Linked DNA regions of Homo sapiens: region 1 is linked to region 2. A link is a loop called in an ENCODE intact Hi-C map of the cell type or tissue named here. Cell type or tissue: Caco-2. All regions are shown on one strand. Each heading gives the region's core, and the rest is flanking DNA. Links, peaks and the distances in the headings are about the cores only. Region 1 overlaps HHLA2 (HHLA2 member of B7 family). Region 2 has its middle 20 kb from the start of IFT57.

What was found. Hi-C counts contacts between places; a loop is a spot of excess contacts. Peaks named below come from ENCODE experiments on the same cell type or tissue, not always from the same donor. Only the 100,000 strongest peaks of a DNase experiment are listed, where the experiment ranks them.
Region 1: a loop joins it to region 2, with 4 times the contacts of the local background. A loop is called at or near these places in 1 of 110 quality-filtered maps.

What each region holds. Positions count from the first base shown.
Region 1 is chr3:108,309,914-108,326,623 of GRCh38, forward strand. HHLA2 (HHLA2 member of B7 family) reads left to right here. Exons shown (of 10, transcript NM_001282556.2): 2 at 742-828. It also overlaps the pseudogene HNRNPA1P17. Among named protein-coding and RNA genes, the nearest start is that of HHLA2, 22 kb to the left of the region's middle. In Caco-2, for the core only: no CTCF peak of the experiment used is centred there; no DNase peak of the experiment used is centred there.
Region 2 is chr3:108,234,325-108,251,034 of GRCh38, forward strand. No RefSeq gene overlaps it. Among named protein-coding and RNA genes, the nearest start is that of IFT57, 20 kb to the left of the region's middle. In Caco-2, for the core only: no CTCF peak of the experiment used is centred there; a DNase peak (open chromatin) is centred at 7,597.

The DNA of each region.
Region 1 (16,710 bases), core at 4,323-12,322, 77 kb after region 2:
TGGTATGGAAAAAAGTTATGTATTCAACCATTTATGCACATTAGTGGATTATTTATATTACATGGATTTTTTATTCTTTGGGTTATAATCTAATATTATAATTTATTTTGCTGCTTAAAATTTCTAGCTGCTTTGGTCATTACAGGCTCTTTAAAGTTGATGCCTGTGTCCTTTTGACATACCCCTACTTTTTAAAAATTAGCACTTTCTTTCTCCTCCTCATGACTCCCCAAATTTGTATTCTTATACCGCTTATATTTATCTAGATCAGAGAAAATATATTTTTCCAGAGAGAAATTAGGCTAAATTAATAAAAGATGTTATATTAGTCCCAGTTTTGATATTTATAGGAAAAACAAGTCTTACATGAATAAAAAGCAATTATACATTTTACATATTACCTTCAGGGGAAACATACCCAAAGAATTCAAAATTCATCAAAAATACCTGTTAATATATTTGTGTTATTTTCATCCATCATATTCTGTAGAGATTAATGACATATTGTTCCCCTCTTATTGGAAAAAATCAGCTGGCTTAATTGTTAATTTTTTTGAAATTTCTTGGCAAGTCAGAGTAATTCATTTGGATTATCAAGAGAAATGTTCATAGTATAATGATCTGAATTCTGATTCTCACAAGTCATTAATCACTGAAAATGAACTGCATCCCACATCCACATTGGCAGTGAGAATAAATTTGCTTGTTTGTTATGATTATGGATTTGATTTCTCATCTCAGCACATATAGAACTGGATGCCCTTGTGGTACATCTCAAGGCTGATTTGAAAGCTTGAGAGACCATCAAGAATTGGATTTGGGGAAGAGGTGAGTATTTGCTATACTATATTTTACTCTATGTGTATAAATTCCTTGAACAGAAAAATTTTAATACAACATTTAAAAGACATATTCAGTCATCATCTTTAGCACAAATGAAGTTTTGGCAAATGTATGCAGATATTCCTACACAAAAATACTATTTCTTGCACAAGAAATAGTATTACCATTCACCAAAATGCACTATAAATCTGGTAGAGGGTTGTAACTTATAGACCTTCCATGTTGTTTTAAAGAAATATAGAATTAAGAACATTTACAGAAATCTGTTGTTTCTCACTTTACCAAGTGTAAATAGGGGTATGTGTCTGTATCTAGCATATGTACTTAGGAAATTGTTCTACTCATAACAAACCTATGGTCTTTTATCAGCGGTGTGATTTGCAAGTAGTAGAGAACAACACCTGGGAAGCTTGTCTTTCTGTGTTTTCTAATAAGCCTGTAATCATTTTGTTAAGCCCCTTGGGATGGCCTTGGTCTAAACTGCCTCTTGAGTAATCCCAAGTACTGACACAACTTTGCAAATAATAATCAAAGACACATGTAAATATGCCAACTAAATTTGGACCTATGTTTAATGCTTACTTATGTTATTTAGTGCACAGTGAAATATTTAAAGTGATGGCTAACATTTTGAAAACATCAAGTAATATCAAACATTAAGTATTATTTACCCAGATATAAGAAGGAGAAAATGGAAATTCAAGTGAGAGGAGCATCATGGTAAATCAGTCTGTGCCAAAATTATGAATGAAATGGAGCTGCATTCTTGATACTACCTTCAAAAATCCTCCAACTTTTCTAGAGCCAAGCTCTAGAAAAAGCTTATCCCTTTTTCTAGATTTAAGATTGGGTATTGGGCACAAGAAAGGAGTGTAGCTTTCAAGGTTGGTCTTTTCCATAGTTGAGAACTAGAAACTGAGCTAGAGAAATCATACATGGTATATACACATTTGATTGCAGTAACTAGGGCCTGACATAGATTTGATTACTTCTATTTTAATCTCAAGAGATGTCTATGTCCCCAAACTAGTTTACTCTACATCATAGCAGAGAAAATGGACAAAACACAGCTGTTTTGGTAAGTATATAACTCACTTGGTATGAACAGAATTGTGCAGATGTACTGCAGCGGTGTGTCAGTGTCTGCTTATCAGTTCTTGTTCTCTTTTCTGCCCTTCCTCACTCTGCTATGTGCCACATTGCAAGAAACCACATTTCCCAGACTGCCTTTCCCTCTGGCTTCTGTGTATGTCCAGCCAATGGCAGGCACAGGCGGAAAACGGGAGGGCTGGAGGAGAGGGGAGGGAAGAAGCCACGTTCCCCCCATTCACCATTCTTACTTCCTGAGGTGTCCTGCCAGAGGCTGCCTCTCTTCTGCATCCTCTTAGTGGCTCTAATCCCCCCAGACGGTCCAGACTCTCACCAGTTCCTTCTTCTGTTATCCCTCCAGCCTTATGGGTTATAGCAGCTTCTTGTTACTGCTAATTTCTGGATTGCCTCACTCACCCCTATTGCTTCCCAGCCATCACCCATGTGGCCAATTTTCTGTAAGATAATAAATTTCTTCTTTATCAAAAACCTGTGGTGTTTCTGCTCCCTGGCTGGACCTTGCAGACTACTAGCTATGTCAAGGGACAGGGAAAAGTATGAACAGTAGGGCCTGTTGATGTCCTGCCCAGATCCCCTTTTCTAGGCAGGTGCACCCAAACTCCAGCTGCTGTGAGTGCTGGCTGCTAATGGCCTTTGTATACACTCTTCCAGAGATTTACCTTTGCCCAGAGATGCCTGGGAAGCTATGATGTTTCCCCGGGGGTGGCCCATGCCCAATGACAGGCTGATTTGAGGACAAGCTGGCCCCTTGCAGCAAGGGTGAGCAAGTCTGTGGTGCCACTCAGGTTCCAGTGCTCCTGATGCTATGAGATAGAGACCAGACCTCAGCCAAGCTCATTTTTTGCTTGGCTTCTTCCCTTTCTCTGTCCTACTTCCTTGATTCCTTACAATTTTCTCCTGAAAGCTCACCCTCAGTAATTCCACTGCATGATAATCACCATTTCTGGCTCTGCCTCAAGGGAACCTGAACTAAGAGTATATTTTACAGAGGGAATGGAGAAAATCTGTTTAATCTGGTGAGATGGTGAAATGGAGGTTGTGAACAGAGCTTCAATGTAGTGATGATGAAACTAAAAAAACACAACAGCTGAACATTCTTGAGGAACGAACAGTTGTGGGAGGACTCAACATTTTGAAATTAAGGAGAAAAGTGGTGCCTTGCCAAAATTAAGGTCTGGAGAGGCTAGTTTTCATGGCAAAAGGATGATACTGTACTTCTGACCAGTGTAATATGGCATTCCAAGAGTTTTCAAGAGTATCAATACCTGTGGGGTAGTTAGAAATGCAAGTCTGTTTTAAGACTAGAAATATATATTCTGTGAGATAATTATATAAAGACAGTTTTTCTCAGGCTTGAGTCATGCACAATTCTTTATTTTGGAAAAAGGCTGGTGTGGGTAGTCTTGTACCAACGAGCAGGATTGTGATTCGGGGGAGTGAAACCAGCAGTGAGGGAAGGTCAACACAGATGTGTTACTGATTGGATCCCAACCATTGGGAACTATGCTTAATCCCGGGGGATTTTCTGGAGAACATTAGTAAATATGTTTCAGAACCACTCAACAAGGGCAAGGAGTGGGAGCATTTATTCATCCTCTCCAGGGCCCCCACGGATATTACCTCCTCTCTTTCTGGGTTGTGTGTGCATGTGTTGTGGGGGTGCTGAGAGGATTCCTGTGGTGCTCTCAATCTCTGCTTCAGAGCTCTTTGGGCAGTGGTGCAGCACCAAGGCAAAATGCCACTGACTGCCCCTGTAGCTGCCGGTTAAAACCTTCACAGAACTGACTGCTACAATGTGGCTGGAGTAAGAGGTGGACTAAGTAGGTTGAAGTCCTGCACAACAGGTGTCCTGTATGGACCCTACCTGTAGTTATATCCATGGGGTAGTGAAAAGACTGGATATGGAGTAAGGTCTGACTCTTTGCCACATAGACATTAACCTCTGTGACCTTGGGCAAGTCAGTCCTAACTTACTAGCGTGGAAATCGAAGCTAAGAGTGTTCAGGAACTGAACTCCGAGCATACATCTTTCAGGGTTATGATGACTTCATCAGACCCCTCCTTTTTGTCTCCAGACCCCAACTAAGTCCTTCTTAATTTAAAATGCACTATTTAATTATCTTTGGGGACTATGATCAATTTACAGAGGAGGTATCACTTTCTCTTCTGAGTTCCATCATTCCTAGCATTAACTCTAGTACACACCGTGATGTCGCATAATTGTATATACCTTTACTTCTGCTGTGTGGAGTTCAGATTGATTTTTTTTTATCTTTGTGCACACAAACACTAGCAAGCTGGCAATCTGTTGTACTAAGATTTGTGCCTATGAATACTTGATACAGAGAAAGAGGTCAAAGGAGAAAGAGATGGAGGAGATTGGGGGAACAACTGTAGCACTGCATTCCATATTCTTGTGAGCACTTAATCTTGTCAGCAGGAGCAAAGCAAATCCATGGCCCTATACTGTCTCTTAAAAAAAAAAAAAAAATTCCTACTCCTACATCCTTAGGCTGGCCTTTTTTCCATTTTGTGGATTCCTTCCCCTTTTGAATCTTTTCTTGAAGTTATTGAAATTCATTGCTTCCCAATTTTTAAATAGGATAAGAATATTGTTGGGCAGTGAGGAAGATTGGCAGGGATGGGGAGGGGTTTTCCTGACCCCAGATACCTTGAGGCTGGGCCTGGCCACACCATGGCTCCTCTCTCCATGTCACCTGCAACCTCCCCGGTCAAAAGGAAAGCTGAGAAGACGGGAAGGTGAGGAGAGGGCGGTAGGCTGTGAACGAATATTTGTGTACCTATTATAGAGCCAGACATTTTACTTCATCGATTGATGTGTGGATGAAATACATTATTTTTATCCACTGCCACCTTGAACCTCCATTTCACAAGGAAGGAAACAGTTTAAAGATTATCATATTATAAGTCATCTCACTTGTAAATTTTGGAGCTATAAGTCACAGCCAAGCCTGACTCCAGAGCCCATGCTCTCACTGCTTCCTGCTGAAACACCCACTGGGTTGACCCCAAGGCTCAGGTGTCACCACTGTCAAAGAAGCCTGCCACTCTGAATTGGGATTTTTTCCCCTACTTATCTGAATAGAAAGTTTGCTGTCCTACTAAGCAAGATATCAAGCTCCGGGCCAAAATTTATTTTCAGCTCTTCAGTAGAACAAACACCCTTATTTTCCCAGATGGGTGGGAAATGGTGCTTTTGTACCCACGTTAAGCATTTTATCAGAGGCTCTCACCCTGTGGAATTAAATTCAAGGGGGCTCAGCAAGTGTGTGCCAGGGGTGCATCCTCTTGCCTCTCTGCCCTTAGAAGAGCCTTAAGTTCAGAGCTGAGCCCTGGATATTCCATAAAAGTGCTGTGCATGCTGATTGAGACTTGCAGCTTTGGAGACAAGAACTTCAGCTATCAGAGAACCCTCAGATATGACCAAGATGGATCCTGTTCCATAGAATGGGAATTACAGTCTCTTATAGCTTAAACGTGTGTCCAGGATCCATGTCAGTATACTTTCTCAGAGCAACTACCCTATCATTGCATGTGATATATGTCTTAAAGGCGTCATTAAGCCAATTAGGATATGTTGCCTTCTGTATATTTTGTGCTAAATCCTCTTTATTAGAAAATAATCAGAATTTGAAGCTTGATTGATGTTTGGCCCAGTTTTAAGTATTATTTACCAAACTAGAGATAGCTACTCTAATCCATTTAGAATGTTAAGAGCAGACCTATATAAGCCTCATGGGAGAATAGAGTCGTGATGCTTGTTCAAAATTTTTGGAAAGCACCCCAGCTGGCAGCTGGCTTCTCTTGGTATTTTAAAAGGGCATATAATAAGCATAAATAGAAGTATATGTGGTAGTTTTCTTATGGTTGTTTGTTTGTTTTTAAACTAGAATGCTATACCTTGCGTTTTCTTTTATCTTGATTTTTCAAACATCTACCTGGCCCTTAAAGCTACCTCCTTCACAAGCCTGGTCTATTTGTGTGGTTTATATGTGCTGGATGTTTATTTGGGTAATCTAAGGTAGCAGAAGAGGAATATATTTAGTCATCTAACCTTTACAATAAGGAACATTTGAAATGTCAGCATTTTATTTCAGGAACAGGTGAGCTATTGCATTATAAGGCTTTTATTTATTTATTTACACCCTACATGTTTCTGAAATTTGAAACAGCTTAGAACAGCTTATGACAAACAGTAAAAAAAAAAAAAATGAAAAAAAAAGATGAAAGAGGAAAGAGTAAATATTCCAGCCGGAAAAGTCAACACAGTTGCTGTGATAAAGTATAATCCTGTGTCTAAGATTCTTGGAAACAGGGCAAAGTGAGAAACAAATTATAAAATCTTTAATATTCAGAAAGAAGGGAAGAAGTTCCTCTGGTTAAAAACAAGTACTAAGGTGGCCAGATACTGGGTCAGGTGCCAGAGGCAAAACTACATAGACATGAATGCTATTCTCATGAAGCTCACAGTATAGTAGGCATGATAAATATTAAATCTATCGATATATAACTAATTATGCTTAGCTTTTGTATCATTTATGGAAAAGTAAGAGTTCCTAAATTTGCTTAAATGTCTCTGGCTTAGAATCCTTCCTTGACTCCCCAGTCTAAGACCTGAAAGATTAAAAGGCATCACCCAGGTTCAGAGACCAAGAGAAGTGATGGGGTAGGCTGGAGAACCTGCAGACAACTGGTGTACCTTGGAAGAGAAGGGCCCAGAGGATGCTGGAAAGGGAGACAGTTACAGCTAGGTCAACCACATCCCAATGCACTGATTAAGCTTTACTTTATCAAAGAAAAAATGTGGATTTAGGTAAACAGCTTTTATTTCTCCAGAAATATTGGCTTTTATTTTGAAATTACTATGCTTACTAAATCGCACGCTTTAGGCCCTATTTTTTTTTCCAAATAAAATTTGGCAACCCTATGTCAGTTCACGAAAACCATTTTCTTTAGGAATTTAACTGGTCCATGAAATCCAAAAAGCTGTGAACATTGGTCCACTAAGACCCTCAATAAATATGGCTGGAGAGATAGGAGGATAGAAAAAGTTTAGAGGTGAAGCATGACTTAGTGACAGGATTTCTTCATGGGACTAAGTTAATGTCTTCTAAGCACAAAAATCATGGCTGTTGTGGACAGTTATCCAGATTGAACAGTGTACTAGGCTCATGGGGTAAATAGAAATTGCAATCCAGTCCTGGTTCCTCTCACCAAAGCATGTACCATGGTAGGAGGCAGGGTCTACCTGGAAGAAGGGGAACCTTTTGTCTTTATAGAAAGACACTGTGGCCAGTGACAGCACATATTCTTCCTGTGATCCAGCTTAATCCAAGGGTAGAGTTTAACGAATCTGTAGAAGTGGATATACGGTGTGCAACTAGGATCTCTGTGACATTTCTAACCAGGATTTTTTTAAAGTATAGACACATTCTTCACTATCCTCTAGTAGGGTGGTCTAAAGTCCCAGCTGTTGCTGATTAAAGATGGCTATGTAGGCTTTAGAAATTAAGCAGGCAAGTGGAGGACTGAGCAGCAGTGAGGGAAGAAGGGAACATCTGGATGTCCCAGCCCTTGAGGTTGGTACTTTATTATTTTACATAGGCAGGATGTAAGTTTACTAATAGAATCCTGATTAATCAAATCTGTAAGAGGGTGAGGTAGCCTAGGATAGTAGGGAGATTACTTCTTTTTTTTTTTTTTTTGAGATGGAGTCTCACTCTGTTGCCCAGGCTGGAGTGCAGTGGCACGTTCTTGGCTCACTGCAACCTCTGCCTCCTAGGTTCAAGCGATTCTCCTGCCTCAGCCTCCCAAGTAGCTGGGATCACAGGCACGCACCACCACAGCTGGCTAATTTTTGTATTTTTAGTAGAGACAAGGTTTCACCATGTTGGTCAGGCTGGCCTTGAACTCCTGACCTTGTGATCCGCCCGCCTCAGCCTCCCAAAGTGCTGGAATTACAGGCGTGAGCCATCGCACCCAGCCTGGGAGATTACTTATTAAAGAAAATATTGTCGGGCATGGTGGCTCACACCTATAATCCCAGCACCTTGGGAGGCTGAGGCAGGCAGATCACCTGAGGTCGGGAATTCGAGACCAGCCTCACCAACATGGAGAAACCCTGTCTGTACTAAAAATAAAAAATTAGTCAGGCGTGGTGGCACATGCCTGTAATCCCAGCTACTCAGGAGGCTGAGGCAGGAGAATCACTTGAACCAAGGAGGCTGAGGTTGCAGTGAGCTGAGATCATGCCACTGCACTCCAGCCTGGGTGACAGAGTGAGACTCCATCTCAAAAAAAAAAAAAAAAATTCAATATTAGCTTTGACTGTAGCCAATTTTGAATTTGGTCCTTATGGAGCAATATTTTTCTTCAGACCTCACTATAAAGCAGAATAGAATGGTTCTAGACAATAACTTTTCATGGAGGGTATAGCCAGTCATCATCAATGGCCATGGATAAAATCCTAACTAAAAATTCCACTTTGACAAACATGGTCTCCTAAATATGTCTACCAGGATGCATTAGCTGCAAAGTGCATCCATCCATGGGTTACAGGGTAAACTGACCTTCTCTATGGAGTTCTCTTATAATTCACCAGTTATATTGGAAACTATGCTGAAAACAATGCCTGCACTTAGCTAATGCTCAGTCTAATTCCTGGAAATAAAAAATCACCCAAATTATTTTCCTTTTCCCCCAACATCTTTTTCTTCGTATTATACTAATTCATGTTCATTGAGGAAAAATTAGAAAATGGAGAAGAAAAAAAAATCACAACTCTATCATGTAAAGAAACAATACTAACATTTTACTCATGCTGTCAAATATTTTCCTACCCACATATATTTTGCCTGTGTCTGTCTTTAAGCTATAAGTTGTGTTGATCCTGCTTCTTACAACCTACTTTAGATCAGCTTTACTTCCATCCTACACCATATGGAAGTGCATTCTCCAAGATTCCTGGAATTCCCCAGAGATTCATATTTATCTTTGTCTCTTTGTCAACATTGGTTATGACATCTCATTTCTTTCATTTTGTAGCTATTTCCTTTTCTCCACTTCGCAAATAGCTCCATTCTCCCCAAACACATACAATATCACTCACAAGGTAGCTCTAAGTTCTTTGGCCACTGACTACCTTGTTCCTATGCTCTTTCTCTGTTCCTTCTCTCTTCTCTCCTTCCCACATCCGAAATTCCTGTTTATTTCTTATTTATGGTACCTTAGGAACATGCCTTGATGAGATAGTTCAGAATATGAGGGCCTGGGTGGGAAAGAGGCAAAGACCCTAAAAGAAACCATAGTGATAGCTAGTAAAATACTTTTTTTTTTTTCTCACACCACATCATGTACTTGACTTAAAGAAGGAAAATAGAGTCATATGACTTTGGCATACAACTTCTCCATTGGTCAGGCTGAAGCTTTCTTGGAACCCCACTCTAATCTGAGACTCTTCCCACTTGATCTTCCTTCCTTCCTCGACTCTTTTCAAGTGTTAGAACTTTATTATGATCTTAAGCTTCTTCTTGCCTTCTTCAGCTCCTTCTCCTTGTCCTTCTTGAATATTCTACCAATAAATCTTCTGCAATAATTCTGTCTTGGCATCTGCTTCTCTGAAGAACCCAAAATAATACACACACACACATTTACCAAGTGACCATAAAGAGTCACAAAACCTGTTCTTGCAAAACTTGGTGATGTGCCAAGCTCGTTTCTTTTAGGTACTTGAAGTTCCTTTCATGACAAGTTTACTAGAGGCAGACACTAAAATATTCTAGTGCTAACTGCTCTTGCGGTTTCTATCATACTCCTATTAATGCAAGAGCAGATGTGCTTGTACATTTTTCCAACAATAAAATATTTTGAGTATCTCTTTTGCTAGTTAGCAAACCCGATACTGATGGAGTTAGTTCTCATTGAAGCACTTGCAGTAGCTGCTTCTAAAGCACAGATTTGTGGAGTGCTTGCTCTGAATAGGATTCTTCAGATATCAACTAACCATCCCTGTGGAGCAGATTCGCCCCGTGCATGCATGTACATATCACATAGCCTATGCATATTTGAAATAAATTTCAGTATAATGTCGACTTTACCCATGACAGTAAACAACAGCATGTCATGACTGCATAATGGTCAATTGCATGAATATCCCACTTATTTTAATAAATTCTGCAAGATAGGTTATTTTGGGCTCCTAAGTTTTCACTGTTTCTGATTTAGCAAATCTGTATACTTTGCAGTGTCCAACTTTTCATAGACTATTTCCTAGAAGAATTATTGGCTTAAAAAGCATGGCCAATTTTAAGGTTTTTGATATTTGTTGCCAAGAAGTCAGCCAGGAAGTTTGTTCCAATTTACACTTGAACCATTTCTATATGAGTAGGCTTATTTCTTTTCCTTTTATTTTCTGCATGTGAAATTATGTGTAAAATGTACAGTCCAAAGAACAACAGAAAAAAACCTAACCCTTGAATCCTCCACCAAGGTTATGAAATAGAATTTATTAAGTTGGTGCAAAAGCAATTGCGGTTTTTGTCATGACTTTTAATGGCAAAGACCACGATTACTTTTGCACCAACCTAATAGAATCCTCCTGCATTTGCTGATTCTCATCATACTTCTTCATGCCTCCCCTCTTCACAGGTAAATCATCTAGAATTTAGGGTTATGCATTCCCTTGGTTTTCTTCATAGTTTTCATAGTTAAATGATAGAGTGTGTGTGTATATATAACTATTTGTAGTCCTAAATATTATATAGATTTTTTAAATGTGGGCGGCAAATACAAAGCTAGTTGTGTGAGGAGGGTATGGTCACCGCTGTTAGGTAAAGTTGTCTAGGACAAGATGAACTTGCAGTCTTCTGCATCCTGGGACTTTATAAGGGGGCTTTCTGGTATATTCAGAGGGAGAGACCATGAAGCTCACCACAGTCCATACATTTGCAAGGACTGTAATGCAAAGCAGGTACTAACCACGTGATCAGTGGGAGTGGCATGAATTACCCTGGGTTTCTTGCTGCTAAGCTTGTTCCAGCTCGCAGAAGTCAGTGATAACAGAACACTTTGGCAGAATGAATAAATGTCCACAGTTGATTTAGGCAGCAGGACCTGGAAGAAAGAATAAGGAATTTATTAGCAAATTGTCAAGATCACTAGATTCGTATCCGGGCCAGTCTCACCAGAACATTTCTCCAGGTGTTTAAAAAAAAAAAAAAAAAAAAAGACTGTGCCAAAGCAGTGGGGATCATGGTTCTAACAGGCAGAGGCATGTCCATTTAGACTCACTCCTCTCCAGTCTGGTCCAGATTCCAGCTAGCATTTTGGAATGTCTGTTCACCATCCTCCTAGGAATCCCTTGACTCCTCTTCTATTTTGAACTAATTTTCTGTATCACGTTGTCGTCTTTATTGGTTTATACTCTTATTTTGGTGGAGCACATTTTCCCATAGCTTCTTGAAAAGAGAGGATGGGTAATACATTTATTTTGTTTTTGAGATAGTGCATGTCTGAAAATGTCATTCTGCCCTCCCGTTTGGGAGTTTGACCATACTTGCAAGTTACAAGTAATTTTTCTTTAGAATTCTGGATGTGGTTGCGTTTTCTTTTTGCTGGCAAGTCATGCTGTTGCAAAGTCTGAAGCCACTATGATTCCTGGCCCTTTCTATTAGCTTTTTTCTCCTGGAAGTTGATGGACTCTTCTTTTTCCCTAGTTTTCTGAAATTTCAAAATGGAGTATCTTTGTGTGAATGCTTTCATCCACCACTTTTATTCAGTAAGCTTTTTTTCAGTAATAGCAATTCATTTATTATTCTGGAAAATTTTCTTAAATACTTTTGTTTTCTACCCTGTTTCCTGTTTTCTCTTTTTCTCTAGATTTTTTAGAGTTGTCACCTGATTTTAAAAATCTTTTTTGCTTATTTTCTGCCTCTGTGTCTATTTACTGTCTAGGAGACAGTCTCTACTTTATTTTCTAACCCTGTTAATGACTTCTGCTCTTATGTTCTCAATTCCAAGATGTCTTTTCTGTTAATTTCTTATGCCATTCTGTTCCTTTTTTATGAATGTAACTTTTTCTTATCTCTCTGAAGATGTTAGTTATAGTTTTATTTCATTTGTTTTTGTTGATTTTCACCCTCGCTTGCTTGCATATTTTTATTTACTCCAGGATGTCTTTTTGTAAGGGAGGTTGGTTTCATTTATTTCTGTCTTCTGTGACAGCTTTCCTCAGGGTATCTGGTAATCCCTCAATGTCTGCTTAACATTAAGAATGAGGGAAGCTTATTGGAGGCTCTAAGAGCTCGGACTGTGGGCCATGCCTCTCAGGCGGAAGTCACTGGAGGGTGATACAGGCTGGGTCTCTGTGTTCAGCATTAGATATCTGTTTGATAAATTAGTCTTAACCTCTACCTTAACTCTAATCTGTGCCTGGACCATCAATTCAGACATTATTATGCTTTGTTTCTCCATGGATTTCTCCAAAGAAAGGGGCAATTGTTCAGTAAAGTGGAGTGCAGGAGAGAATCTAGGGGGTTTAACTTCTTAAATCGTTTAAGAGTCTGACTCCATTTTTATCTTTGACTGCTGAGAGCTTTCATGCCCACCTCCTCTTTCCTCTTCTGCCTCATATTTGAGCAAGTTGGTAAGAAAGCTGGTGCTGCCCCCTGGACACAGCAGAAAGTTCAACCTATGTGGGGGAGTGGATTTTCCCTCATCCAACCGCCTATCTATGATAAAAACCAAGTCTACTTATTCTCATTCTTGCTTTCGAAACGTTCTCAAGCTCATTCCAGACTAGCCTGGGTGTTGTCCCACTATGTTTAGAAAGTTCCATGATGTAATACAATGTGTTCTCACCTCTTGGTGTGTACATGGCGTCATCAGTCAGGACGTCTCACCTATTAATTGGGAGGGGTTCATCCCACCTGCATTGGATGGCTGTAAGAAATAGCTTTCCTATGAGGTTTTCTTATCTTAGTCTTTTTCTTTTTTTTCCATTACCAGTTCCAAAGCAGTTCCTATGTCTTTTGAGTACTATATGGTACAAGTTGGTGGACTTTCACATTTTCCCATTAACTACAGATTCATTTTCTTGGGTTTACTAAGTCAGTTACTACTTGCCCATTTTTCTCTAGTTTCCAAATTTTTGCTGACTTTTTTGTTTGTTTGTTTGTTTGTTTTGACCTCACCTCTTTTTCTGCTTTATCCATTTCTTAAAAAACAAAAACAATCCTTCCCATAGTGGGGGGGTCTGTGGTTGGGGGGCAGTGAGGTGGGGATGGTTAATGGAATAGAAAGAATGAATAAGACCTACTATTTGGTAACACAACAGGGCGGCTATAGTCAATAACTTAATTGTACAATTTTAAGTAACTGAAAGAGTATAATTGGATTGTTTTTAACTCAAAGGATAATTGCTTGAGGGGATGGATACCCCTATTCTCCATGATGTGCTTATTTCACATGCATGCCTGTATCAAAACTTCTCATGTACCCCATAAATATATATACCTACTGTGTACCCATAAAAATTTAAAAAATTTGAAAAGAAAAATCCCTTCCCTAAATTTTTATTGAGTTAAGGAGATAAGAAACAAAATTATAAACATGTATTTAAGCTGCTGTCTTTACCCAGAAATCCTGAGTGGGCTCATCTCTTCACACCTTGTCAACAATGGGTGCTTTTCTCATTTATTTAGTAAATGGATTTCCCTGAAATCCGTACTATGTTCTAATTGCTTTGACAACTGAGATTATTCATATTATTGGATTCTGGTCTAAACTACTTGTTCATATAACTAAAAGCCTAAAGGACAATTTCATGATTTGTGGCAGATTCTCACATTTAGCCATTTGGTTTACCCTAAATTTGCTTCCATTTTTTAGTAGTGCTCTATTGTAATGCAGATGGAAAACATCACAATGTTCTAGAAGGGAACTGAAATGAAAATGAATTATCTATACCTATCTCCACTCCACTTATGTAAGGGAAATTGAAAGATAATCACTTCATGGGTATCCATTTAAAATAAAAGCCACTTTTCTTTTCTTATTGCTTGTGAAAATTCAACCCATCTTTTGAACAAATTTAGCAGTGATTTACAATTTTTGGTTAAAAATGCCAGACTTAAGATTTCAAAATGCACTCCTTTGTTAGAAAACAATGATTTCATCAAATGGTAACCCTACTTTGTCTTAATAGTTAATTCACAGGTTGGTGAATCTATTTATTATTAAATGTAATTCAAAGGTTATTTTCACAGTAAAAGCATACAGATAAAAATTAGCCCCTTCTCATAAATACCAGAGTCCTAGTCTCCCCTCTCAGAGGCAGTGGACTACATTAAATTTATTATTACATACGTTTTGAGAAATTATTTATGTGAATACAAGCATATATATGAATATGTAAGCTTTTTTCATATAACAAGAGCATTTTTGCTGTTCCATGCCTTATTTTATTAACTGTACATTTCTGAAGATTTGACTGTATCAGCACATTTAGATCTTCCTTATACTTTTAATATTTTTGTGAAAATAGAATAAATACAGAGAAGTGCACAAAACATAGCTAAATGAATCAACACAAAACAAAAGCCCACAAGATAACCACCTGGTTTGCCAGGCAATCAAGCACTCCTAGGCTTTCACAAGGCTCCTTCATGTCCCCTCCAAGTCACTACCTTCTCTGTCTCTGTCAAAGGAAAATACTTTCTAGCTTCTAGCTTCTATGGTAATCCTGTCCTTGCTTTTCTTTAGTGTTATACCTAGGTGTACATCCTTAAACAGTACAGTTAAGTTTTGCCTGTTTTCAGAATGTCAGGTAATTCAAATCATACAGTAGGAGTTATTTTGTGTCTGACTTACTCCGTGCTTTCTATTCATCTCATCTATTCTAGGGCTTTTATATGCTCTAAATTTTTCCTTCTTTCTGGGCCTTGCTGCAAATTTGTAATTCTGTTTCTCCCCCTACCTCTTTAGAAGTTATGCATTCTATAGTTCTTTTACTTGTGAACCACCAAATTATGATATACTTCATTGGTTCTTAAAACCTTACATTAATTGGTATTTTATACTTTTCATGGGCAATGAAAAGATTCTATATTCCTTTCAGACATCTCACTTTTTTTTAGCCCCTTCTAAAGTCTTAAGCCATTATTAGGTACTTTAATTCTGTCTTTAATCTGTATTTAAAATATGAATGTCAGTGTGTTTTATTTATGTTTAAAATTTATATATTTAAAATCTTATTATTGTCATTAGTCTCATTTATTTTTTAGAAAGACATTTATTCAGTGTCATGACCAGACTATTACATTTAGAAATAAACAGCATGGGTGCAAAAAACAAAAAAAAACTATGTTAAAACCCTTTGATGGAATGCTTTAAACGTTCCACAAACAGAAACTAAAATAACCTCTAATGCAATTAGTCACAAATATAGTTCTTCAGTTTTTTGCCCATGCATATGAGTATTGTCTTAAATGTGTCATCTTTGTAGCAGGTAGGCCTTGCCACCACTGTGCTTGGCTGAATTCACAAATCTGTTGTAACCTGTACCTCCCCTGTCACTTCTCTGGCTCTCCTCTCCTGTTAAGCTTTGCTTCCTGGCAGTAATTAAAACCTTCTGCTACTATTGCTACTGGAACCATCATAGCCATCTTGGTTTTGTAGTTTGGCAAAGTATTGGCCTCCCCCACCATAGGAACTAGAGTTTCTGCCTCCAAAGTTCCCTCCCTTCGTAGGCCCAAAATTTGAAGATTGATTATTGTAATTGCCAAAAATCGTTATAGCTTTCTCTACCTTCAAAATTGTTTCTATCTACCAAATCCATTATAGCCGTGCCCGCAGCCACCATATCTACGATCACCACGGCTGCCACCAAAGCCACCACAACCATTGAAGTTTCCTCTACTACCAAAGTTGTCATTCCTACCAAAACTACCTCCACGACCACCACTCACATCTCTAGAACTACTTTGACCTCTTTGGCTGGATGAAGCACTAGCCATCTCTTGCTTCAATAAGGCTTTCCTTATTTCATGATTGTGGCCATTCACAGGATGGTATTTCTGAATGACAGTATTATCCAGGGAGTCATGGTCATCAAAAGTTATGAAAGCAAAGCCCCTCTTCTTGCCACTGCCTCAGTCAGTCATGATTTCAGTCACTTTAATTTTCCATACTGTTCAAAATTATTTCTTAGGTGATGGTCTTCGGTGTCTTTTTTTTAATGCCACTACAATCTTTTTCACATTTAAGTGGTTACCTGGTCTCTGAAGTTCTTCATTTGAGACAGCTCTGTTTGGTTCCACAACTCTTCCATCCACCTTGTATGGTGTATTCGTCCAATTTGATGCCACTGATAAAGACATACTCAAGACTGGGTAATTTATAAAGGAAAAGAGGTTTAATGGACTTACAGTTCCACGTGGCTGGGGAGGTGTCACAATCATGGCAGAAAGTGAAAGGCACATCTTACATGGCAGCAAGCAAAGAACAAATGAGAACCAAGCAAAAGGAGTTTCCCTTTACAAAACCATCAGATCTCCTAAGACTTATTCACTACCATGAGAACTGTATGGGGAAAACTGCCCCCATGAATCAATTATCTCCCACTGAGTCCCTTCCATAACATGTAGGAATTATGGGAGCTACAATTCAAGATAAAATTTGGGTGGGGATACAGCCAAATCATATAAGATGGCTTTGCATTCATGGCTATATCTACCTCCA
Region 2 (16,710 bases), core at 3,175-11,174:
CTTTGGGATGGCAGTTTCAGAGGTTTCCATTTGGCTGTTCCCGCTGTAACAGCTCTTACTCCACAGGCTAGAAACCTAGTGTGGGGATTACTTTACTTGCCAAATGTATCAGTTTTATTCATGCATTCAAGGACTCTGTTGTCATGAAACATAGTTGCTGTGGTGAGGCAGAGTTCTTCTAAGGCCCCAGGCCCTTCTTTAGCCTATGGGTTATAGATGTGAACATTTGTTGTGGTCTGGGAACTGACCAAGCAAGCAACTGTGACATTGTTGGGCAGCCACCCAGCATCCTGCTCCTCCATTCTTGTCTTTATTTCATTGTAGTGTTAAGCAGCACCCTTGTTAACTGCCCATCTGTTTTGCCCCTAGAACTATGATGCTCTGTTAACCATCTCCACAATTCCCTGTGGGTCAAGCAGCCTTGGCCGCCCCCTGGCCTTGCCAGTCATTATGGTAATTACAGCCTCCTGCCTCCTGATAATAAGTGCTGCCATCTGGCCTCTAGTACATCAAGGCCCCATCATCTTAATGATATTAATCAGGCCAGCTATGTGACTGCCTCTAGTATCATCATCCCTTGCCTACAGAGGGAACCATCATAGAGTTCCTTAGTGGTGCTAGTGCTCCTATCACCAATATATTCCTGATGGCCTTGGGGAATGGTGTGTTCTCTAGGCCCTTCTGAGGAACATAATCTTCTGGTGGGTTTTCTGGCCTTATGGCGTATATCCATTCTACATGTCTGCTTTCCTCAGCCTCAACTCCTTCATCTCCCTACTTCTAGGGCACCTTGAACATTCCCACTTTATTGAGAATTGGCTAGGCTTCTAGAAGCTACACCAGCTGTAAGTTTACCCATCCCCTGGAGTCCTTGCTAGGGTGTTAAATCCTGGGTCTTGAGAAAGTGCTCCCAAGTCAATGAATTCTTTTTATGCAGTTGTACTTTCTGGCCTTTTTGATCAAGCACTTCTAAAATCCACTTTCAGGAGGAATTCACTGACTCCTGCTCATATATGCCCGCTCATTCACATAATTCTTTAGGTATAAAGTCTCTTTCCTTCTTTATAAGGCCCAGCACATCCCCAGGTGGGTTACACTGGGATTTAACCCTAGTTATTAGCCTGGGAGCTAAGGAGAGGTAATAGAGGTAGCCTTCCAGGGCATCATCTGTTGCCTTATATGGGCAAGACTCCTGCTGTGCTGGGAGATGCTCCAGAAGTACTAGTTCTTACTAAGGAAAGGTGGGCTACCTCTGCAATCTTACAGGATCTGGAAGGTTGTAGAGTCAACCTCCTCAGAATATTCAGTCTCTTTTTTCAGTTCCAGGTTTTCTCCATCAGGGAACTGATACTTACAAAATTGATTTGCCTTAGCTTAGCATTAAAATATCTCTGCCTACTTCAGGGTAGTGAGACTTCTTAGGGCTTCAAGTTTAAGCATTCCAGTGAGAAAGGAACATCATTTATGATAGCATCCACTGTATTGTATTGGTCATAAGCCTACTCAGTCTCAGGAGGAGGGAACGAAAATACCTTTTTAAAAAAACTTTTATTTTAGGCTTGGAGGTACATGTGAAGGTTTGTTACATAGGTAAACACATGTCATGGAGGTTTGTTGTATATATTATTTCATCACCCAAGTATTATTGTGATAACACAATAGTTATCATTTATGCTTCTCTCCCTCCTCCCACCTCAAGTAGACCCCTGTGCCTGTTGTCCCCTTCTTTGTGTTCTTAAGTTCTTATAATCTAGCTCCCACTTATAAGTGAAAGCATGCAGTATTTGGTTTTCTGTTCCTGTTTAGTTTGCTAAAGATGATGGCCTCCAGCTCCATCCATATTCCCACAAAAGACATGATCTTGTTCTTTTTTATGGCTGCATAGTTTTTCATGGTGTATATATACCACATTTTCTCATCTAATTTGTCCTTGAAGGGCGTTTAGGTTGATCCCATGTCTTCGCTATTGCGAATAGTGCGGTAATGAATATTTGTGTGCCTGTGTTTTTATGGTAGACGCGTTCCCTTTGCTCCACTAACTCACCAGCATCTGTTACTTTTTGACTTTTTAATAATAGCCATTCTGACTGGTGTGAGATGATATCTCATTGTGGTTTTGATTCACATTTCTGCTTCAGCCCCCAGTCACCTTAGACACTTCGAAGCCTGAAGACTGGAATGGCTAAGTTGTCCAAACAGCAAAGATAGTGGCCTGCTCCTCCCTCTGGGAGCTCTATCCCAGGGAGGTTACAAATCTCTTTCAGCCAGAGAACACCAACAGGGGTGGCAGGAGGCTCTGGTTGGGAGGTCCCACACAGTGAAGAGGAATGGGATTGGGGACTCGCTTAAAGAAGCAGTCTGGCCATGTTTTTATACAGCAGCTGTGCTGTGCTGGGGGATCCCTTCCGCCCCTGGTCTGCTCAGACACTGCAATGCCCAAAAGCTGAAACAGCTAAGTCTCCCAAACAGCAAAGATAGCAGCCCACCCTTCCATTTGGGAGCACTGTCCCAAGGAGAATTCAACATTCTGTTGGCTGGAGAACACCAGTGGGGCTGGCTGGAGGCCCCAGTTGGGAGGTCCCACCCTGTGAGGAGGAATAGGATCAGACACCTACTTAAAGCAGCCGTCTGGTCACATTTTGGTAGAGGAGCTGTGCTTTGCAAGGGGATCCCTTCTACCCCTAGTCGGCTCAGACTCTCCAAAGCCTGAAGGCTGGAATGGCTAAGGCACCCAAACAGCAATGATGGAGGCCCACCTCTCCCCACAGGAGCTCCTTCTCACAGAGGTGCAATACTGCTACTGGTGGGTGGCTGAAATTCCAAGACAGTGGGTCTGATTTTCTGAGGCACAATGGAAGTACAGCCTGCAGGCTGTTACTGCTCAGCCCTCTGGATTCAATCTTTTCCACTGTATGTACGGGGGTCTACCCTCCCACTTTGCCAGAGCTGCAACTACTTTTGCTGGAAAGTCTGAGTATTTAAGGCTCCAGGGTCTCCACACATGCTTGAGCAGCTGCTCCACCAAGACTCCACATAGCTTTGTGTGTCAGACTGAAGGCCCTGGTGGGGTGGGCTCACAAAAAGATCTCCTAATCCAAGGGTTGCAAGGATCCATGGGAGAAGTGTGGTTTCCTGGGGTTGCACATTTTCTCAACGCCTGCCTGGGCAGAGGCAGTTCCCCTGGCTCCATGTTGCTCCCAGGTCCTGTCTTGCTTTTCTTCATTTTCCATAGGTCAGATTGTTTTCTTGATTAGTCCCAGTGCAAGTACCTGAATGTTTCAGTTGAAGGTGTTGTATTTTCTCACCCTTCCATTTCTCTCCGTGAGAGGCACACACATTAGCTGCTTCGAGTTGACCATCTTGGCCACTCTCTACTCACCTTTTGATGGAAGGAGTACCAAATAATTTCGTGGCAGTTTTTTTTTTTAAGGCAGCACAACCAGCCAACAGTCTTCCTGTAAGGAAGGTTTAGAAAACCTGCAGCTTGATTTGTTGCTTCTCAGCTCTCCTGCCATTGCTAGCTTCCTGGATTTATACTCATCATAACCATCTTCAACTTGTATTGAAGATACAATACTATTGTATTGTATTGTATTGTATTGCCTATTTACTTCTGTTTCAGTCTTCCTTCTTTCCCTGCACCTGGTACACAGGTGCTTAATAGGCCCTCAATTGACTGTTCTTCTCTTAAATCTACTTTGGACACAAAATTAACATATATAATAGTGTATAAGGTAGAAAAATAAAATCTAAAGTTCATGTGGACCAAATCATACCATAAGAGCTAGGATTTCTTTGATCTCTCATCTATTATAAATTAAATCCAGGTTAATGAAATCCAGGAATTATCCAAATAACAAATTATAGGGAGCTGTTTCAGAATTCTTTCTTTTTCTGAGGTGGTTGATAAACATTTCAACAACAATCTGACATATAATTCCAAAATAACAAAACCTAAACTTGCCTCCAGAAATGGCCTTTATGAACTGGGAATTAGGGAACTGAATTCTTACCCAAAAGCAATTAAATGGCCTTGAATAGGTAAGCTATGACTTCGTAAGGGTGTTCTCAGTGCAATCAAGAGCCATGTGTTTACCACGGTAAGAGAACTGTAGGAGAGTTAGGAAGAATGACAACACTTTGTCCTGAAGGATGTTCAGAAAAATTATTTCACATTTTACTAGTCATATCTCTCTCTCAAAATCTTACCAAAATGTAAATAAATATTGAATTATAGATTAAAGTATTTAATTTCTATCTGCACGATGGATAACATGCAAAGTAACAAAAGAAGCAAAGGGAAATGAATGAAACTAAAGCAAAATACATCTTATGGCTGTGCATCAAATTACCCTTGAGTTTGTTTAATCTCCATATGATTTATACATGAAGAGCTAGCTAATTTGTGATATTGTTTGGAGAACTCAGAGGTATCAGAATGAAACCAGTTTTTCCAAACTAAAATGAGTTGGGAAAATAAGAAAATCCACCATTTAAAATAAATTGGCTCAGGGACTAGCTAAAACTCAGGACAAAGCTATATCACAATGAAATCCTTATTGGCAACTTAGCTTTGACCTATCAGTAAATACAAAATTCTCACTTTAGTCCTTTGCCGCAATAGATATCATTTATTTATGAAGTTGATTTTGCTGTGACAATTTGCATAATTCAGTAATTTAAGAAATTTACACAATTTTAAAGACAAAACAAGGATGTATTACAATTAGAAAAACAGATTTTCTACCAATCTATACTTTTTGTAATTGATTTAATAAAGCAATAGGTTGGCCTTCAATTGTGCAGAATCTAATTATTGGATTTAGTCCTGTAATTCTTGAAGATTGGTAGGATTACACCTTTATCTTTCTTGTATTCCCCTTGTTTTTGTAGTCAGACTGGAATAGAGCCAAGTGGCTTGCTATCTCCATGATCTTCCTATCTCACTTCTGGCAGGCCTGATCAAAGAGAGAATATATATGTGGAGATGGGAGATAATAGCTCTTCTACGTTGCTTTAGCATAAATTCTACTGGGTTGAAAGCTTAAAATAATATTGAAAAGTATTATGACTCCAGAAAGCATCTGGTTGGGTAGCTATATCCCAACTAGGGGCCAATTCTAAGAATTATGGAGAGAGGGGAAGCAGGGCAGCTATGTCTGACATCAATTAAGACTGCAAAAATAAAGATTTTTGTTTAGTTTGAGAAACTTACTGAATTTACCCAAGTCTTAAGAGAATACAAACATTCAATGTATATTCAGAAATACATGTATTTTGTGATACCTATTTGTCCTTGGTAGTTTCTAGCTATGAAGCCCATGTCATTAATTGAGAATTAATTAATTAATCCTTTTAGGGACGAAATTTACCATTTGATGGGAGTCTTCTCAAACACGTGGTATAAATGATCCTGGTCCATTGAAAACTGGTTCATCAAACAGCAGTTGTGCTGCTATGCAGATGCCCATCCTCCACCATGGGCCTTCTGACGTAGGTGTTTGGATGGAGGCTGTACGTCTGTATGTTTTAAATTTCCGCCATTGACTCTGAAATGCAGCTAGGAGTTATCCTCCAAGGAAAGTCACTGCTCCTAGCTTGCATCTTGTTGCTATGGATAAGAATTCAGAGCCACCTTATTTCTATTTAACAAGCTACTGCTTGTCAGATTAACTACACTTCCCTGTGACATTTTGCAATGTGAATTTTGCTCCCATAGTTTTCACTTCATTCCATTCATCCTGGGCTTTGACTTCCTATTCATACCATTCTACCTTACAGTAAAGATTTTTCTCCTTTATGAAGAGAAAATAAAATCAAAATTAAACAGTTCTACTTTCTTTCACTTGATGACTTTTTAAAAATATTTTTCAAGCAGTAAAGTCTATTCTGTCTTTACTGCTGTCTTTTTCTGCAAACCTAGTTTCAACTTCCTAATGCAAATCTTTATTGTTTTTTGTTATATCCTGTTCCCTGAAACTATAATCTGAGTTGTTGAATTTGTTTACATGTTTCTCTTTTTTCTTTCCTCTTTTACCTGCTAAGTGATTCAGGTGCCAGAGTTTAGTTTGAGTCTCCCATCAGGACGGAACTGCCTTTCACAATAATAGATTATCTGGCATTTCAATGTTCTTAATGTTTTGAAATAAACCTTTCTTATATCTGGCACATTTTTCACAATGTGCTTGACATTCTTTTCTTTGCTTATAATAGATTGTGAGGTGTTTTCACTTTCTCCCAAAGTTTCTATTACTTCTACTTCAAAAAACATTAATTTATGTTGGTTAGAGTGAAATTAATTCAAGAGGAACAAATGCTTTCTCCCCAAAAAGCAGCTTCTTAAAAACCTTGCTTCATCCTTTTGTAAAGGATTTGCTAGGCAAATCAAGAATTTTAGAGTATATTGTCTTTTTTGATACTCCCTCTATACAAACATTTCTATATCAATAGTCAACTCAGACAAGGTTTTATGTAAATAGAATTTTTAATTAGTTTCTATAATAGAAAAAAATTGGAATCATCTAATGTGTCCAGTGGTCCATAGTTAATACTTAACAGTATATATGGGTGCTAATTTAGGCAACATTGAAAAAGGTGTTTTAAGATATGACATGGAAAAATACTTATGTAATACAAAAGTAGATCCGAAAATTGTTAAACAACATGTTCTAAAAATATATGCATACAAAAATCAGATTTTTAAGAAGTTATTTTATTATGATTATTGCATTATGTTTTTCTTTTTTAATTTTCCAAAGTCTCTATCATCATATACTATTGTAAAAATAAGGAAAATTTATTAGATCATTTTTATCATATACATATTCTGTCAATATCTGCTTGTAGTTGCACCAGACCAATCTGCTTCAACTTTTATCTAACAAAGTTGTAAATTGTTTTTTCAGTTGCCATGAACTCTTAGGTCACATAACCTTAGGTCATATGCCCAGATGAACCAAGTGTGCAACCACAGGGGAAGCCTAAGTGCGTAAAGAGTGGGAACTGAATTCAGAAGCTGACATTGCATGACAAGATCTAGGATCCAATCAGATAGAGCTCTGGCATCATTCCATGGCAGGATCCAGTCAGATCATGCGTCCTGGCATCACCTCATTGCAAGATCCCATCAGGTCACAGCTCATTATCCCATGCTTATAAAACCTGACCCAGCCCCCAGCTTGGGGGAACATTGCTTTGAGAATTATCACCAGTGTTCTCCTTACTTATTACAAGTCATAAAATCCCCTTGCTAAACCTTCCTTCATTGTGGTCATTGGTTGATACCTGCTAAGTGTCCAAACCAACCCACTATGTAGGTAACAAAATTCTGGTGACCCAGATGGAATTGGGACTCAGGTCCTGATCCCAAAGTCCTTTAAGGCTCCTTACGAATGAAACAGTAGGCAGAGGCAGCTTGCCTGGACTAACTGACTTACGTTGCCTGAGAGGGGTTGGGTGCCATTCCCACCGACCTCCAGCTTGGTGTCCTGCCCACTGGATTGTCGCTTGGACCTACCCTGATGGATCGCTGGGACCTTTTGTTTGACATTCCTTTGGGGCAGTAAGTGAACTTTGCCCTGTGGGCTGACTAGAAAGGTAATTCTCTGGACCAAGCATAGCACATCTCTGATTGTGTTTCTGTCCCTGGCTGCTTTGTGATCTGGGGGATTCAGAGACATTCCTGTCCTGATAAGGGCAATCTGGAGCTAGATAGCTGACTGTGGGACTAGTTTTAGGAATTAGTTTTGTCGAGAGACAGGCTTTCATAGGAGGCGGAAGGGCTTGGTCTCCCTAGCGCCCTGTTTGCCATAACCTGGATCACCCACCAGAAACTGGAGCTCTGGCATTTGATGCAAAAAAAGAACAAAAACAAAAAAAAAAGGCCAGGTGTGGTGGCTCATGCCTGTAATCCTAGCACTTTGGGAGGCCGAGTTGGATGGATCACCTGAGGTCAGGAGTTCAAGACCAGCCTGGCCAACAGGGCGAAACCCCGTCTCTACTAAAAATACAAAAATTAGCTGGGCATGGTGGTGGGTGCCTGTAATCTCAGCTACTAGGGAGGCTGAGGCAGGAGAATTGCTTAAAACCGGGAGGTGGAGGTTACAGTGAGCCAAGATGGTGCCATTGCACTCCAGCCTAGGCGACAGAGCGAGACTCTGTTTCAAAAAAAAAAATAGTTGAACCCAGAGTGGGCCAAGAGTTGTGGGATCTGTGTCACCACCAATCCTGCCTCTAAGCCTCTGGTGGCTTGCACTAGACCCTGAATAGGTATCCTAGGAAATGAGAAACATTGTAAAAGGACTCTAGCAGCACAAGTCATACAAGTAAACTACAAAAAGTAGAAGGGTAATTGGGAATGCTGATATGTTAATTGGTCAAGATTGCTTTTAAGGCATTTAACAGCTATGACCAAGTCCAAGAAGGGCAAAAACAACTCGAGATGAGAAAACAAGCTATGCTGCTTACCACAGTTCTTAACTGCAACCAGCCAGCACACAAGGAAAAGACAAAGAGCCATGGGTAAGACCCCCTAAGGTCCCCACTGCCTAGCCAAAAGGGTTATCCACCCTTGAGGCCACAACAATGTGCATATTGTAAACTAGAGGGCAATTAGAAACAGGAGTATTCTAACTGTCTCTGGGAGATAGAAGAGGGAGGAAAAGAAGCTTCCCATCAATCAGCCCAGCAGATGTCACAGTTTGCTGATAGTAACCAGAAATAATGAGACCCTGAGGGTCAGGGGCTCCTCTACAATCTAGGAACCCTGGGTAACAATTGCTGTGGGAAAGAGACTCATGGGCTTTCTGACACTAGAGCTAAACTTCTTCCATTAGCCTCCCCTTCCTGCTGCTCTGCCTCTTTACTTTGCTACCTTGTTCTCTCTAAAATTTGATGAAGGGCTTCAGCCATGTGGGATAGATGAATTTCAGCTAAAATTTCTAGTCTGACAGAGACACAGTTTGAATCTAACTGTCCTTTAAAGTAGGGAGTTGTACCAACCCATGGTTAAAGTTTTTAAAAATTAATGCTACAAGATCATTATTTACATCTGGTGGTACGTACAGCTCCAACTGTATTTGTCTATGGTACCAAATTGGCATATAAAAAAATGAGTACTTCTAAACTAAGCAAATAAAAGCCAATGCTTTTCAAGTTCACATGCCTGAGTCATCATTTAGAGAATAAGACTATTCTTAAGTCTTAATAAAACTGTTGGTTTGATGGGGATGTTTGTCTTTTGAAATTTAACTTTAAGGTTCTTACTTTCATGACACCTACCTGATACGCAGTTATATAAGGTAATTAACAGATAATTTGTAATGATGACTAGCTTTGTCTAATGTGTCAGTTCTCATAAGTAATCTAGGTAAACTGCTAAAAACAAATAAATTAGGTAAAGGTAAATGGGATAAATATCTATAAATAAATTTTTTATGTAATTTGAAATCCTAAATTAAATAATAGATACTCGTTGAATCTATGGCTCAGTTCCAAATTAGACAAAAACCAGAACAAATTGCTGATTGGCTTCTTATATTTGATAGACTGATATGATTTGACTGTGTCCCCACCCAAATCTCATCTTGAGTAGTTCCAATAATCCCCACATGTCACAGAAGGGACTCAGTGTGAGGTGATTGAATCATGGGGGCATACTGTTCTTGTGATAGTGAGTGAGTTCTTATGAGATCTGATGGTTTTATAAGGGGCTTTCCCTGCTTTTGCTTGGCACTTCTCCTTGCTGCTGCCATGTGAAGAAGGATGTGTTTGCTTCCCATTCTGCCATGATTGTAAGTTTCCTGAGGCCTTCCTAGCCATGCTGAACTGTGAGTCAATTAAATCTCTTTCCTTTATAAATTATCCAGTCTCAGGTATGTCTTTATTAGCAGCATGAAAATAGGCTAATACAGTAAATTGGTACTGGTAGAGTAGGGTACTGCTGTAAAGATACCCAAAAATGTGGAAGTGATTTTGGAACTGGATAATAGGCAGAGATTGAAACAGTTTGGAGGGCTCAGAAGAAGATAGGAAAATGTGGGAAAGTTTGAAACTTCCTATAGACTTGAAGAATTCAAAAGACAGGAAGATGTGGGGAAGTTTGGAACTTCCTAGAGACTTGTTGAATGGCTTTGACCAAAAAATGAAATCTAGCCTAAGGTGGTCTTAGATGGAGATGAGGAACTCGTTGGGAACTGGAATAAAGGTGACTCTTGCTATGTTTTAGCAAAGAGACTGGTGGCATTTTACCCCTGCCCTAGAGATGTTTGGAACTTTGAACTTGAGAGAGATGATTTACAGTATCTGGTGGAAGAAATTTCTAAGCAGCAAAGCATTCAAGAGGAAGCAGAGCATAAACGTTTGGAAAATTTGCAGCCTGATGATGCAATAGAAAAGAAAACCCCATTTTCTGGGGAGAAATTCAAGCCTGCTGTGGAAATTTGCATAACTAACAAGGAGCTGAATGTTAATTACCAAGGCAATGGGGAAAATGTCTCCAGGGCATGTCAGAGGCCTTTGACACAGTCCCTCCCATCACAGGCCCAGAAGCCTAGAAGGAAAAAATGGTTTCCTGGCCCAGGCCCAGGGCCCCTTGCTGTGTGCAGCCTAGAGACTTGGTGCCCTGCATCCCAGCTGCTCCAGCCATGGCTATAATGGGCCAAGGTAGAGTTCAGGCTGTAGCTTCAGAGGGTGCAAACCCCAAGCCTTGGCAGCTTCCATGTGGTGTTGAGCCTGCAAGTGCACAGAAGTCAAGAATTGAAGTTTGGGAACCTCTGCCTAGATTTCAGAGGATGTATGGAAATGCCTCGATGTCCAGGCAGAAGTTTGCTGCAGGGGCAGGGCCCTCACACAGATCCTCTTCTAGGGCAGTGCAAAAGGGAAAAGTGGGATTGGAGCCCCCATACAGAGTCCCCACTGGGGTACTGCCTAGTGGAGCTATCAGAAGAGAGCGACTGTCCTGCAGACCCCAGAATGGTAGATCCACCGACAGCTGGAACTGTATGCCTGGAAAAGCTGCAGACACTCAATACCAGCCTATGAAAGCAGCTGGGAGCGGGGGCTACCCCATGCAAAGCCACAGAGGCGGAACTGCCCAAGGCTGTGGGAGCCCACCTCTTGTATCAGTGTGCCCTGGATGTAATGCTATCAAAGGAGATCATTTTGGAACTTTAAGGTTTAATGACTGCCCAGCTGGATTTTGGACTTACCTAGGGCCTGTAGCCTCTTTGTTTTGGCTAATTTCTCCCATTTGGAATGGGTGTATTTACCCAATGCCTATACCCCCATTGTATCTAGGAGGTAACTAACTTGCTTTTGATTTTACAGGCTCATAGGCAGAAGGGACTTGTGTTGTCCCAGATGAGACTTTGGACTTAGACTCTTGGGTTAATGCTAAAATGAATTAAGACTTTGGGGTACTGTTGGAAGGGCATGATTATGTTTTGTAACATGAGGACATGAGATTTGGGAGGGGGCAGGGGCAGAATGATATGGTTTGGCTGTGTCCTCACCCAAATCTCATATTGAATTGTAGTTCCCATAATCCCCATGTGTTGTGGGAGGGACCTGGTGGGAGGTAATTGAACCATGGGGTTGGTTACCTTCATGCTATTCTCTTAATAGTGAGTGAGTTCTCATGAGATCTGATGGTTTTATAAGGGGCTTCCCCAACTTTTGCGCAGCACTTCTCCTGCTGCCACCATGTGAATAAGGATGCATTTGCTTCCCCTTCTGCCATGCTTGTAAGTTTCCTGAGGCCTCTCCAGCCATGCTGAACTTGAGTCAATTAAATCTCTTTCCTTTATAAATTACCCAGTCTCAAGTATGTCTTTATTAGCAGAGTGAGAACAAACTAATACAAAGACTAAATATGTTTGGGTCTATAAATATGTGTAAAAATTATGCTAAAGGAAAACATGTTTTTCTAAAAATCATAAAATGGTTTTTGTGTATAAAATACTAATATATTACAGACAATGGAAGTTTTTGTGCTTACTGTGTTTTAAATAAAATTTAGGAGTACTGAGAGTTTAAAAAAATTCTAACTAATTTGTGATTCTATATATGAGGTATGCCAAAAGTAAGATGTTATTAATAAGAAAAAATTATGAGAAAGACATAAAATGTGTTCTTTATTGAGAAAAAGAGTAATTTTGTCTTATTTGGAAGTTATTTAAAGGGAGGTCTAAAATATGGATTTAGGAAGAAATTAGAAACAAGATAGAAGGGAGCCAGCAAATAGGAGAGAGAGAGACGTGAAGAAAGTTATAAATGTGAAGATGTATAGTTTGTATGAGGAAGAATCATATGTAGTAAATCTTTGTCCTAGTGTGAAACGACTCATTACTGAAGAAAGATAAAGTATAAGGCAAGGCAGAAAGTCCAAGTATGTTGTTGACCATGTGAGTAAGTAATGATAAGGTTTATAAAAAGAAAGTTTCTGAAAGAAATTTCAGGTTTGATTAAATTGGCTATAAGTAAAATAATTATTTTTAACAGTCTTACTAAACAATGAACTTTGATGTTAAAACACACTGATACAGAACTTAAAATTTTGGCCCTCCTATATTAAAACAGGGGTTTCTTAAAATATTGGTTTGTTCTTAATAAGATTGGGAGAGGTTTTGATTTTTAATTCTGAAATCTGTTTCTTTAACAGCCTTTCTCTGAATTATGAATTAGTTTCTATTTCTGTCACATTCCTTCCTGAGAACTGTCTATTTTCCCTGGTTTCAGGTTTATCTTGAAGGTCTTAGAAAAGCAATGTTTTACTCCAGTATAACTTGATTTTGTATTAGTCTTTTCTTAATGTGTCTGAACTGTTTCCTGTAACCAGAACTTCTATGCTATTACTAAATGTATTCCCCTGCTCAAGGTTACTGGCCTAAAAAGCAAAGATTGTTTAGGAAAACTGAGCTTTGAAAGGGTTAAGGTTTTTACATCCATGTAATTTCCTGTATTGCTATAGAAGTCTTTTGATTGTCACTCTGGTTCAATGAGTAACTATTATGTAGGAGCAACATATGATTCTGTTGAAGGAAGTACTTTGATTTTATTTATTTATTAATTTTTTACATCTTTGGCAGATTTTCCAGGATCCAAATCTGAATTCAAGCCTCTTAGCCTAAAATTAACTTTGAGATTTTTCCAGGTGGGCCCCCTGGAGAGCATCAAAGAGTATATTTCTCACCTTGTGGAGGTTTTAAATGATTAGACTTATTTGGTAAATAATATGCAAAGTGCTGTCAAATAAGGAATGATGCTTAACTTCAAGTTATATTTATGTAAGTGTGTTATTAAGAGGTGTGAAATTGTATGAGATTCCTAAAATACTGATATGCCAAGATACATGTCATAATTATGATTATGGTATTGGATGGTTGCATGCCAAAGAAATATGTAAATTTCCTTGTCAATTGTAAATTCTCATCAGATCTCTGAATATGTCTGTTCTAGGTTTTTGTCAACCACAGTTTATTGTTTTAAATTCTTCTCTGGAAGCATTTGCAATTGGCTGTAGTCCAAAATTGCCAAATAAGATTGAGCAAAACAAAATTAATGACATGAAATTAAGTAATTGATAAGGATAATGTTTTATGACTTAAATGTTTTATTTTCTAGATTCAAGGAAATTTTTTGTCATAACCTCTCTATAGTTTGCAATAATTGGATAAAGTATCCTTTGTGAACAATGGTGGAAGCATTTTTTTTTCCTCTACCTGATTTCTTGACTCCTACAAAATTGTGGGTCTTATTTTTATTTAGTAAATCCAGTAAAAAAAAAAAAATCTCTCTTTATAAGCAGGATACTATTGGAAACATTGGTTATATTACTAAAGTTTGGACTGAAATGTCACATTTTAAAATGTACATGAAATGCCTGGTTTCAAGAGTTCCCAGCTTTACAGTGAGTGAATGAAAACTGTCACTTCCTAGCAGGCCCAAGAACCTTAAGACGGTAAGTAAAATCTAAAGCTTGCCTTGGTTTGGATTTCCAGTTGCAAGAGGTCCTAAATCTGAGATTTCCTATATGATCAATGTGGAGAGAAACAGTTATGTTTCTAAGGAAAGCAAAAGTATACTTGTTACTAGATTGTAACCCTGTGCATTGTCTTCAAGTCCTTGTTATCTGCCTGTAGACTGGACTAGATCCTGAATTCTTCTCAGTTCCCCTAATATTTGGTTTTAACTAATTCCTGATGAACTCCCCCAGCCCTCTTCCCTCAATCCAGGCTAGGAATGCTCTAGGGACATTCAAGGGATTTCCCCTTTTTAAATCTGACCAACTCTCTAATTAGATTTCAGAACTGGGGACAAGCTAGACTCAGGATACTAGGGTCTCCTTGTCTCAAAGCAGTTGATGCTGTCCCTTCCTTTGTAAAAGCCACAAAGATAGTTATGGGGCCACCCCTGACTGTCTACGTTCTATGCTCTGTTGAGGCACTCCTCAATTTACATCACAAGCTTTCAAGAAAACTACAGGGATTTCTTTCTATCCTCACTTTGCCTTACCAGCCTCCAATGTAACTTGCTTAATCTGACCACTTTATTTAACTTTCCTCATGCCCACTCTGCCCAACAAGCAGAACTGCATGCTCTTACCAGGGCATGTCCTTTAGCCAAAAGTAAAAGGCCAGTATCAACAAGCCACATCCATGGCAGCAACTAAGACCCTATTGGAAAAATTACACCAACCTGGTATAATTGTTGAGAGCTTCATAGTGACTGAGAAACTTATTTTACAGGGCAAATTATTCAAATGTTGCAAAATGTGGCCTATTTATTGACATCTCCATTGTGCTTACCACCCCCAGTCCTCTGGACTGAAGAAACAGACCAGTGGACCAGTGGAATAATAAAGCCCTATTGGTGAATATCTGTGCAGCATTCAGCATGCCATAGCTAAAAGAAGGAGACCCTTTGTTTAGTTTTCCTTCACCCACGCGAACATTCTTGGAAAACTGCTAGGCCCACATTTTCTTCTCCCAAAAAGGGGGAAGTAATAAGTTATCCTCACCAGGAGATTTGGCCATAGAAATAGCTCTTACCCAAGTTCCTATCTATTCAGTTGACCTCACCAATGCTACCCACCCTACTCTCCAAGAGCTGCGTGAGAGTTTTGGGGCACAATCCAACACCAATGATAACCCTGCAGATTATAATTGGGGCCACTTTCAAGGATGTGATTTACCCAGAGAGGTTAACTCTAGTGAAGGAGCTAGATTAGGAAGGCTTCTGGGGTCCTGGTTTGTACTAGGTTGTGTTTGCAACAGATACATGGTCAGAAACGTTTCCCACACTGTTAATAGGGTTGCCCACTTCACCACCCAAGCCATCAGGACACAGCAGAGTTCCTTAGACAACCACATTGCTATCGACTATCACCTCACTGCACAGGGTGGTGTTTGTGCTGTTGCTAACACTTGCTGCTGTACCTGGGTAAATATTTCCAGTCAGGTTTAACTGGGAACACCTAAGGCCTACAGCGAGCCAAATCTCTGAAAGGGACACCTTCAGGGAGCCTCCTAGCTGAACCTGGTGGGTACAATTTCCAATGTCGAGATATTTTCAGAGGATTTCTCCTAGTATAGGATTTCTTCTGTGTTTCACCCTGCAAGTCTTAATGATTCCCCTTATATTTGAGCTAAGCATTTAGCTCCTCTTTAAAATTGTTCTAGCCTGTTTTAACAGATGTCTGTAAGAGACCCCCACCGGGATCTTGCTCATGCAATCTTTGAGACTTTAAATTCACTCCAGCTGGAAATCAGAACAACCCAAGAGACTTTGGCTCAAATTTAATAGGTAGCTTAGTGCCTCTCAAAAGTAAGTGGGTCTAGTTGTTCAATTGGCCACTGCCCTGCCTCTAGGATCCCTGAAAGGGACCAGATGGACCTGAAGCAGGTAGCCAACTACTTCTGCACTGTCGTACAATGCAATGTGGTCCACCAACAGATTTACGCCAGTTCTTCAAGATGGATCCTGAGTGGCTAACTGGGACTCCATTTAAAATAGAGCAAAGCAGCCATTTGTTGAGTAGGGGTGACATACATGCCCTGAGTTCCAGGAAAGCCTGCAGCATTTAACTTTGAGGCTTTCAGGATTCACCTGAACCAGTCAATTAAAGCTCACCCGAGTTGGCTAATCAGGGCTCAGCTATATTGACCAATCAGAACTAAGTCAGTTTCAAGTTTCAACACTACATTTGCGTAGACAGTCTTGATTTGGAACCTGGGTGGAAACTTTTGCTATAAGACCTGGGGTTCTGTTTGTTCTCTGGAACTGGTAATGTTGTTAACTCTTTATGCCTTTACCTATAACCAGATAAAAACAACATCTGAAATGTAACTCTGACACCAGGGCACTAAACAATTTCATTCCTCTGACCAAGGTCTACCCCGCTAATCAGCAGGAAGTGGCTAAAGTAGTCATAGCTCGTATTCCCTCAAGATTGAGGAATGGATATAAAAAAGGGAGGGATGTGTAGCTGCACCAGACCAGTCTGGTTCAACTTTTATGTAACAATGTTGTAAGTTGTTTTTCAGTTGCCATGGACCCTTAGGTCAATCAACCTGAGCAGGCCCAGATGAACCAAGTATGTAACCACAGGAGGAACCTCTAAGTACTTGGACCAAGGAGTGGGAACTAAATAAATAAGCAGATCCAGGATCCAAACAGATCAAGCTTTTGCATCACCCCATGGCAGGATCCAGT